2 separate regions of the Homo sapiens genome follow, and region 2 is linked to region 1. A link is a loop called in an ENCODE intact Hi-C map of the cell type or tissue named here. Cell type or tissue: heart right ventricle. All regions are shown on one strand. Links, peaks and the distances in the headings refer to the core of each region. The heading gives the core; the rest is flanking DNA.

The links. Peaks named below come from ENCODE experiments on the same cell type or tissue, not always from the same donor. Only the 100,000 strongest peaks of a DNase experiment are listed, where the experiment ranks them.
Region 2: it touches region 1 in a loop (4-fold over the local background); 1 of 110 quality-filtered maps calls a loop at or near these places.

What each region holds. Positions count from the first base shown.
Region 1 is chr19:31,311,662-31,317,037 of GRCh38, reverse strand. All of the region lies in intron 1 of TSHZ3 (teashirt zinc finger homeobox 3), which reads left to right. Among named protein-coding and RNA genes, the nearest start is that of TSHZ3-AS1, 7.5 kb to the left of the region's middle. In heart right ventricle, for the core only: a CTCF peak has its summit at 2,006 (motif pointing left); DNase peaks (open chromatin) are centred at 221, 497 and 4,814; H3K4me3 peaks cover 888 bases; H3K27ac peaks cover 1,635 bases; H3K27me3 peaks cover 367 bases.
Region 2 is chr19:31,179,922-31,185,297 of GRCh38, reverse strand. The region is part of intron 2 of LINC01791 (long intergenic non-protein coding RNA 1791); the gene reads right to left. It also overlaps a transcript of TSHZ3 not described here. Among named protein-coding and RNA genes, the nearest start is that of LINC01791, 15 kb to the right of the region's middle. In heart right ventricle, for the core only: no CTCF peak of the experiment used is centred there; no DNase peak of the experiment used is centred there.

The DNA of each region.
Region 1 (5,376 bases), core at 106-5,105:
TGCAAATCATTGGCATCATCTTCTTCAAATTGATAGAAGGTGCCAGGCCCTTATAGATTGCTTAATATACTGTAGGTAATATGGGTTGCAGTAGAAAATAAAAGCAAGCAGAGAATATTTGGCCGGAGCATATGTGACTCAAATAATTGAGAAATAAAACGGGAAAACGACTAGAAAGACTGTTCAGTGACACAGCGTACAGTGAGCTGAGGTGGGGCGGGGGTTGGCTTCTGTCTCTCTCTGCCTGTTTCTCCTTCTCTCTCTCTCTCCCCATTCTTTCCCTCTCTGCTTTTCCCACTTTTCCATGAGGTGGAAAGCAGACACTTGAACATTTCCTTCCCTAACAGCCCCTCCTCTCCCCCATGAAAATTTAGAATTTTGCTTTTTTACTTTCTTATTTCCTCTCTGTTCCAGAAAATTTTAGTACACGACACAGCGGCTGCCGCAAATAGCACTATTTCCCCAGCCCAGGCTGTTTGATTGCAAGAGGCTTGATTGCATCATTAGTCCTGAAGTGCTGTGCTCACTGAAACACGCCAGCATCTTGGACATTAAAGTGGCATCCTGTTGTGTATGAGGAGAGGCCTCGTACACACCACTTCATCTTGCAAACCTGCCTTTTCCCCAGAGTCTCCGAGCAGCATTAGGTAAACAATTACAGGAGATGACTTTAGAGGTGCCGTCTTCCCCTTTAATTCATGCATACAAGCATTCCAGTGTTACTGCTGCAGAAAACACAATGGAGTTCTCACAAACAGGCTTTGGGAGATTTAGGCAGATTTCCCCCTGGAAAATGGGAAAGGCATTTTAAGTAGCAGGGAACTCCTGCCTCCCTCCCTGAAAACAAAGCTGCTGGTGTTGGTGCTGCTTTCATCACTGAAGACTTTGAGATCCTCCTGCATTTTGGACTCTCTTAGGGGCGTCAGACTTCTTCTATCTGTTTTAATATTTATTTCCTTCTCCTTACACACCCACCCGAAGTGCAAGTCTAGTTTTATATAGCAGTAATTATTACACCTTGCCACTCTCTCCCAAGTTGCTACTTGATTAGTGCTGAATGGGTAAAAGTGACTAAACCCTTCTCTGTGGGAAAAAAAAATGGTCGATGTCTCTTTAAAGTCTTTGTCCGGCTGGTTATTTTTTATATGAGCTCAGCTCACATCACTTTTTATTAGCTTAATAAATCACCTTTCTTGTCAATCAAGCAGCAGAGAATAATTGGATATGGTTGAAGCCTTGCGTGATGGATTATAAATCATTCAAGATTAAATTAAAAGATAATGCACAAACTTAATGGTTTGTGTTTTGCAGTCTAAATTGCCTCGGAGCACTGCTGTTTTCAGCTTTATTGCCAGCCGTTTTTCTTTTCACAAAACCTTTCTGATTTTAGCCCCTTTTTATTTCTGTTTATCATAATTCCAATTGTATTTCTCATATTTACCTTTTAGTGCTTTGCCCATCCAAGCTGGGTGGCGAGTGAGGGAAGTCTAGGGCGCACACACCCAGCTCCCTGGCAGAGGGCAGGAGGGGCCCCACTGCTGCGGCCTGGCCTGGCTCTGATATGATGTGTCCTGCCACCTGGCAGTATCCAGCACCCCGCCCCCAGGAGTAGAGCTTCCTGAGTACCCCCAGCCAAGCTCCACCCTTTGGAGGAGAAATGGACTTATCAGTCCCAAGTGATGAACAGACCGGGGACGCTTTGGGACAGGGCGGGGCTGGGGGAATCTCCTCTATAAGAGGTCAATACTGTCAGTAAATTGGATGGCTGATGTGAGCCTCGAAGGAGAAGGGGAAAGAGAAAAGAAAAAGAAACAAAAAATAAATATCATGAAAGGAAAGTTGGATTGGTCATATTCCAAATAATGCGCCTTTCAGCATCTGTTCCAGGTAGCTCATACATTTCTGCTGGCCGCTCGGGGAGAGCATAGGTGATAGACATCTCTTGGCAGAGTTGCTTTCTTCCCTTGATCTGTGCCCAGGACAGAAGTGTCCAGTGCAGCAACCCCTGGTGGCAGGATTCCCTGCTTGGGATTACATCCCATGCTCTCTATCTGTCCAGCACGCATCTGTAGAGTTTAGAAGAAACACACAGAGGGATATAGGACCCGTCGTCCTTTCTCATAGAGGTAAGCACCTCCAGTGTCTCAGGAGCCTGGCTTCTCCCAGGGGCCATGAGCTGAGCCTTCCCCTGGAGCTGTGCCCCCAAATTCCTTCCCCTTCTTTTTATTTCACTGCCTGCTCTTCCAGACAGCCCCGGAGGTGGACACTCAAGGGGTCTGAGAATGACGGTGATTACAGAGCAAGGTTCATCCAAACGGTTAATTTCTCCCATTCTGGCTACAAAGTTAATTAATGTAATCTAACGCATCTTGAGGCAAAATTATGCACTCACATATGAATAAAACCCTGATCTATTGCAAAATACGAATCTGGCACTCGGAACAATTCACAATCACTCAAATTACAAGTTATGCACAAGAATGTAGTATCACAAGGGGATGTGAAATCCTGTCATTAGAAATGATTCACAATGCATCAGAAACCCGGCCCTGAGAAGGTTGGGCAGAAGGAGGTGAGCAGCCAGATAGCTGGGATGGACTTGTGCAGAAGCAGGGGTGCAGGCAGAGCCCCACCGTGCAGGTGAGACACGGTTCCGGCCGCTGCCCATGTGGCTTCTCAGGATTGCAGTGATGGCCGACCATGCCTCCCTGCCGCCCGCTCTCTCTCCCATGGCTCTGGAAACACCCTTGCCTGCATGTAGCAGTGCTTGGCAAAGGAGGCTGGCATGGCTGGGGCCTGGCCTCAGCATCTCTCGTGCAGACTGTAGGGAAAGAAGGCCTCTAGTCCTGGCCTTAGAAGCCGGAAGGAGGCATCCTTTCTGGTTGTCTAGGGGACAAGGGAGGCAACCCTGTGTCATCATGTCATCATCATCCACCAAGCATCTTCCAATTGCATCCGGTGAGCCCAACAGCCACTCGAGAGGCAGGCACGAGGGGGTCTGACCTGCCTTTCCCAAATGTGGACCTGGGAAGCAGGCAGAGAGAAAGGCTCACCGTCATTACCCGAGATGAAGGTATTACCTGATTTACAAGTGAAATTCTGTGGCGCAAAGACTTCCAATTGTGTGCTGCAGGTTGCAGCCTGGTAAGTGAGTGTCGGTGCCAGGATGCAGGTACCCGGACTCTCAGTGCCATACCCTTCTCGATAATACCCCACTTCTGGTAGTGCATGGCTATGAAAGGCTTGGCTCCGATGGGGCCTTTCTAGGGCAAGGAGCAGGGATCCTTCAAGTCCCAGGATCCTTCTCGTTTGCTGAATGGCTACGGCCATGCATTTCGTTGTTCAGGGGACTCTCACCAATCTGTCCAAACTCAGGGTGAATTCACATGTCACATGTCGCTGCCTGTTTCCTGGGTGTCTGGGAGAGGTGGATGGGCCTCACCCTCACAGAGGCACTGGCATATGTGTGGGGACAGGAACCATTTCCGCAGCCCAACAGGCAGGTGGTACGCAGTGCCAGGAGCGTGGCCACCCTAGTCCCTGCCAGGTGCCCACATCCGCACGTGGCAGGCATGTAGCTCAGACTCCTCGCTGCCCTCCAGCGGTGCACACTTGGCTTCCAGCTCCCGGTCAGCAGCCAGGCATGGGGGCCATCGTTCAAAGGTGGAGCATCCTGTCTGTGATTGATAATGGCTCACTGCAAATTTTACATTTTTATTAGCATATTTATGAACATTGAGGTTTAATAACCACTACCTCCTCCAACTGGACATTCAGAGGTTTTAATAGAAACCTGACAAATTCCCTTCCAAATCTCGGGTGTGGAAATGCTAACAGCAAACGCTGGTAGCAGAGCAAAGCCCTCACCTGGGGCTTCCCGCAGAGTCTCCTCTGGAAGCCTCTGTGACTGTTCCTTGCCCCCAAGCAGGTTTGGCATCCTGAGTCCCAAACCTGTCATGCTGTTTGACGTTTCTGCATACCACATGCACTGCCTGAACTTACTGTTTACACACGTTTTAACTCAAATAAATTTATTTTTAAAAGGAAAGTGTGTCACTCCTATAAATGAAGACCCAGAATCACTTGCCATAAAGGGAAAATAACCATAAAAATAAACGCCGTGAAATCAAACAATGTCATTAAATCCTAGCTGAATTCTCTTGCCTTCCTACCGGAGTCTAATGCCTTATCTCTCTTCTTTAAAAAGGGGGATTAGCAAGTGTTGGGGAGGTGTTAAAGACCAATAGCACCCACCGGATACTTTCTCCTTGAAGCAATCAGAGGGAAAAAGATGGAACTGACAAGGGAGTAATTTATTACCGTGTGATTCAAGATGAACCACCTCATATTTTCTTGTACCACCGGTGGAACTCCTCCCACACTCTGAAAGATTCTGGATTTCAGCGAACACTGACTTCGATTAACTTCCCAAAGGGGCCCTGAAAGCCCCAAAAGGGTTAATAACTGTTTCTGTAGGAAAGTGTCTTTTCTAAAGAGGAAGAGAGAGGACATTAGGAAGCCAAGGGGTTCAGGAAGCAACAGGAGAAGTCCCCTCCAGCCAGCAATGGAGTGTCCTGCTCTGATGGGAATTTGCTGCCCTGAGCTGTCCGATAGGACTACCCCATCGGAAGTGTGATGAGTGCAATGGAGGATCTGAACTTTACATTTTGTTTAATTTTAATTAACTTAAACATATATAGCCCCATGGACAACACAGTCATTAGCCCCATGGACAGCATAGCTCTAGATCCTTCTTTTGTGGTTCTGTGCTTATTTCTCTGACCTAAGCCAGCATCTGCTGATTCATAGTTTCCAGCCGTGGGAGGGAAGATGGGCCTCTTCTCAGCAGTGGTGTGCACAGCACAGAGCAGCCTGCAAAACACTCTTTTTGTCCAGTGCTCCTCTCCTAGCAACCCTGGGAAACATTGGTGTCACCATGCCTGTTTTACAGATGGGGAAACTGAGACTCAAAGGCCATGACATGGAGAAGCCAGGATTTAAAGAGGAGTGGCTTGGCCGGGTGCAGTGGCTCACACCTGTAATCCGAGCACTTTGGGAGGTTGAGGCGGGCGGATCACTGGAGGTCAGGAGTTCGAGACCAGCCTGACCAATATGGTGAAACCCCATCTCTACTAAAAATACAAAAATTTGCCAGGCGTGGTGGCGCACACCTGCAGTCCCAGCTACTCAGGAGGCTGAGACAGGAGAGTCCCTTGAACCCGGGAGGTGGAGGCTGCAGTGAGCTGAGATAGTGCCACTGCACTCCAGCCTGGGCAACAGAGAGAGACTCTCTCAAAAATAAACAAACAAATAAAGAGGGGTGGCTCTGCTCAAAGATCTCTCACCCTAACAGTGAATGGACCCTAAACGGGATTC
Region 2 (5,376 bases), core at 52-5,051, 130 kb after region 1:
TATTGCCTTCAGTTGGCCCCTGGCTGCCTTGAAGAAGAGCTTTAAGCCCAGCTCCGGAGGAGGCCCAGGATAGCCCAAAGGAGTCTGGAGATGCTTATGGGAATAAGTCTGCATGGCGGCCACTGGCGGAAGGGAAGGGAGAGCTGGAGCTTTCCTCGCTCTGCATTTCTATTCCCCTTGTGTTTTTTTTTTTGTTGTTGTTTCCTTGTTTGTTTTTTTAACATAAAATTTTTACCTTCAAACTCTAGAGGCTGAGAAAGGTGTCCCTGTCTCAGGAGGGTACAGTTCTGAGGCTCACCCTGCTCTGCTCAGCACAGAGGTTGTAACTGAGCAATCTTCCTTAACCCCTTGGGGGGAAAAATAAAGAGGCAGAGGAATGCATTTTTTCCTTCTCCCTTCTCATTCTGCTCTGCTGACCTTTTGCTTAGCTTTTTGCTAATGTCATTTTCACTCTTGGTTGGGCTTTCTTGACAGTAAGGAAGACTTCTTTATGAAGCCGCGGTGATAAACTAGGGTCATGCATTCATTCACATCGAGGAAACCACTTCATCAGCTCTGACTTCAATATCAAATACCTCTAATCTAATCAGGAAAATAGCAAAACTCTGCAAAGTGCTCCTGTTAATTCTGTCACTTACTACCTCATGAGATTTAGAAAAATGCAGTTTAATTAGCAAAATAAAAGAACTTAATCTTTCCCCTATTATTCACACAAGTAAAAATATATGCATTGGCTGAAGATAAAAATAAATTGCATAGGGCTACTAACCAAATGCAGGGGTGGGAGACAGATGAGGCTGTAATCACCCTGATTGTAGAGTATGAAACAAACTCTAAGCTTTGTTACGGCCTCAGTAAAACAGTGCAAAGAAATGCCTCTCTCCATAAATGTTTCACACACATTTAATACAAGGACGAACAATTTTTAGGCCAAAAGGTGTTTCAACACAGAAGAAAATACTCCCTCTATTTAATCTCGCAGTTTTTGTAACATGAAATAGGGCTCTTCACAAAGTTGGTGCTTTGGATTTTAATAAAAACTATACAAGACAAGAAAGAGAGCTTTTTCCTACAATTATCTTAAAAAAGAAAATAAGATCCCGTCTTAACAGATGATTGCAACAAAAAAGAAAAAATACATCCTTTTTTGGTCTTTGCTTTTGAACTCTCACCACCTCTACCCTTTTACATATTCATAAAATGTATACCGAGCTAATTTTGAATGTGCCCTTTATGACTATATCACGGTCATAATATCGTCACGTTCTGAAGGCGTAATTAAAGATTTACCTAGATTTATGAGACTTTATCATTATCAATAGGGTTAAGGAATGCCGGGGAGACACATTGTTGGAAGATTTTGCTCAGCAATTTCTTGAGCAATGAGAGTACTGGTATTACTTTAGTGCTCAAAAAAATGACTGTTCGGCACTAATATATGGCCCTTTATTAGAAAGGGAACACCAAAGACTCTTCAGTCAAAACACTCCAGCGCCTGTTCACCTCTTCCTTTTGGGGGATGAAGAAGCAAAATGTCTTGCTCATCGAAATGTAAGAGGTGGAAACATCAGCTCCCTACAGCAGAGGGTGGCTGACCTCTCACCTCTCCCTCCTTACAGGTTGAGCCATATTGCAACCCATGGATCAAGACGCCTTTAAAACAATGAAATGCAGGAAAGAAAACCCCCTAACACACCTGGTTCCCAACCTGCTTGCTGCCTTTCTGTGGCCTTCCAATTTTAGAGTCAGGCAATTCTCTGGAAGGTTGGTTTCAGTGGCAATTCGAGCAATTAAGATTTTTTGTTTGTTTGTTTTTTGCCATGTCTGGCTAGTGTTTCGTTTTCTGATTCTCAGAGTAGTCTTCACTCAGAGCAAGACGAGCCTCAGAATGCCATTTTTCATGCAACATATCTTTCATGAAAATGAGAAGACCTAAGCCGGGTGTCGAGGCACCCTGCCTTCAGGCTTTGCAGGGAAAAGGCATGTGTTGAATCAGTGTCATTATGACAGCACCTACACTGGCAAAGGCTAATTTCTTTTTGTCCTCTAAGGATGGAGAGAGAGAGAGAAAGAGAGAGAGAGAGAGAGAGAGAGAGAGAGAGAGAGAGAGAGAGAGAGAATCTCATAGAATTGGCTCACATGATTGTAGAGGCTGTCAGGTCCTAAATCTGCAGGGCAGGCTGGTAGGCTGGAGACTCAGGGAAGGGTTGATGTTGTAGTTCAGATCCAAAGGCAATCTACTAGCAGAATTCCCCTTTCCTTGGGCAAAATCTCTCTTTTTCTTAAGGCCTTCAACTGATTAGATGAGGCCCACCCACATTATGGAGATTTACCTGTTTGACTCTAAATCTAATGATTTAAATGTTAGTCTCATCTAAAAAATACCTTCACAGCAATATCCAGATGTGTGTGACCAGTTACCTGTGTACTGTGGCCTTGTCAAATTAGCACATAAAATTAAACATCACAATACCTATTTTAGGGCCCATGAGTCTCACTTTACTTGTCCTCTGTGAATTAGAGTCTTACATATGTATTTTTTTGTCTAAGAAACTTATCTTCTTTTAACACATTGGACACGTGTTGTATGGGTTAAAGCAATACACTTCTATCTGCAAAGGAAAGCCATTCTAAAGGGAAAGTTGAGGCGTGTCTGACATTGCAAGAAACACCAGCTAGCTTCTCCTTTCCTTTGAGGGATTCTATTTGACTCTCTGCTTTCCTTAGAAGCACTTGGAATGAGGTTCTTGGGTTGGGTTGGGAGTTTAGGGTCGGTCCTCAGACCTGCCTAGGATTTGGATTTTTCATCACGGGCTGTGCATTTTGGTGTGACCTAGAAATGTTGCATGCACATTTCCAAAACTGTGGAGTGAAACAGTGCCTTCCACTATCCCCTAGGCAGACTTCAGCTGGGCGCAGCTAGGAGGAGCTGAGGATTATTGTCTGAGGGATTCATTTCTCCCTGGAACAAGAGCTCTCTGAGATTGCATCTGGCCAACAATTCCATGCACTCTTCGTTTTTGCTGGATTCACAGCATCGGTACAGAAATGTTTATTTGGGAAGATGTTTCCCCAGCTTGAACCTGCTCTCAATGCCTCTGGAAAAGGTGGTTCTATCTGGGTTCTTTCTCCAAATCTGGGCAGAGACTGATGGAGCTCACTCTCCAAGTTCCTATTCCACATTGGAGGAATAGTAAAAATTACTTTATCTCTATGTAGAGCATGCGGCTCTCAGGATGCCTCAATCCATATGGGAACAATCATGGTTTGCAGTGGGGATGACAGACACTGCATTCACCTGCAGTGGAGATGCCTGCAGGAGCACGGACTCTAGAGGATCTGGCCAGGACTCCAGTTCCTTCTGGCTTCTCTTTGGAGTCCTGCATGTAGCTGTGTCCTTAGCTTGACCCAGGATTCCTCATCAGTGCTAATTAGCCAGAATAAAGCATCCACAACGAGGTGGCAATTTTTCATTTGATGAAATTGGCTGAAAATATTGCAAAAAGAAAAAATGTCCAGCAACAACAAAAAAAAGCAGAAGGCCACTTTCCAAGTCCCCTGGCCTGGGACTGTACCTTCACTTCCTCATTGCATTTTTCTTCCTTGTTGCATTTCTTCTGTCAGCCTGTGGGCACACCAACAAAACACAAATTCTGCTGGTGTGGGTCTGGAGGGGGATGCCCATGCTTTCTGCTTAGCATAGAGCCTCTTCCTGGTAGCTGGCATAAGTCTAGCTCCTTAATGCCCCACTGTCTCCGTTCTCCCTCCCCAAGCCACTACGGTGGTTCTCTCTCTCCTCTGACCCAGCCACAGAGCACTGCTACTGCAGAGGGATTCTAAAAGAAACCCCTTAGACATGGAGAAAACCCTTCTTCTCTCTGCTCAGATGGTACATCTTCCAAAACAGATAACATGACCCCTGGTAATATTACCAGGCCTAAAATATTACCAGAACCTACCCTGCCCCTTTGCTGAGGTCCCTGCCAATCTGCTTCCTGCATGGTAAGGAAAAGGCCATGAAGCCAGAAGATTCTGGATGGGTTTCCTCTTTGGTAATCACGCTAAATCATGAGACACCTTCTTATGCTTAAACATGGCCACTGCAAGATGAGGGAAGTTGGTGCTGTTCTGCTTGATTCTTCAAAAACTGGTAAGTGGATCTAAATCTCTGCTACCCAGATGAGTTAAAAACCTTGGTGTCAAACTGGAGAGCCACCTGCCCTGCCATTGTGTCATCTCTCCCCCTAATGAGCTCTGGGAATGAACAACCTGAGATTCAACTTAGTCCTCCACCAAGCAGGCTGTTACAGATGTTCTGCATATACTGAAATTAGCAGGTGAGTTGACAAGATGGTGACATCGCTCATCTTTTTTCAAGCTGCTTACCTTTATCAGTCTATTGTGCAGGTTGTGGTAGTAGATACAGAATTACATGCCTGCCCCAGCGTGAGCCTCTGCACAGGAGAATGGCCAGATAAAGGGCCGGGCCCCAGTGGTAGGAAGATGGCCTGATGGCGGTTATCATAAAAGCAACAGAAATCCTGTCAAAGCGTCCAGCTCTCACATTCAGCATCTCGCATGTATGAAAGAAGGAACATCTGTGACATGCCCGTCAATATGTTTTAGCAACATTTTTTGGGACCAAAATTAACATTAACAGGAAGACAGGTTTGTGTTTCTGTATTTTCACTTATTAACACAACAATCCCAAGGTGATTAGCAATTCTGAGCTATGTTGGGCTGTGAGTTTCCATGTGCAGCATTGAGACACAGGACAAACATCCTCACTTTTAGCTCAGAGTTTGGGCTTGTGGAAATTTCAGGAAACCACATAGCTTTGAAAAGCTTGGATGTCTTTCAGTCCATGTTTAGATGTGAGGAAACGTGCACCAGAGAAAACAGAAATGTCACGGTGCCACTGTGTTGGATTATCTCCAACATTTGCTAAGTGCCTATGGTGGGCCAGGCTCTGTAGAAAGCAGGTGTACAGCCCGTACCTTGCTATCTAGGACTGGAAGTCACAGACTCTTCATTCATTCATTCATTCGTTCATTCATTCATTCATTCACTCACTAATCATCATTGGCTTAGCAATTCCTGAGTAGCAGATACCCTGCTAGACACTGCCAAGCCCTAGTCTACAGTAATAATCAGATACTAAACTTACCTAGAGGAGCTCACAGAGGGGTAAGGAACACAAACAAACTCAAATGTAATTATAATACAAATTGCCAGGACCAGGGGCTTTACCAATTCCTGTGTTTTCAGGGAGGTCCAAGGGAGCAGAGGCCAGCTCTGACAGTTAGGCTGTATGTAGATCTCCCAAATCTCTGAGAATCTCTACCTCCCTATCTTACTGGGCTCGTGTGAAGGTTG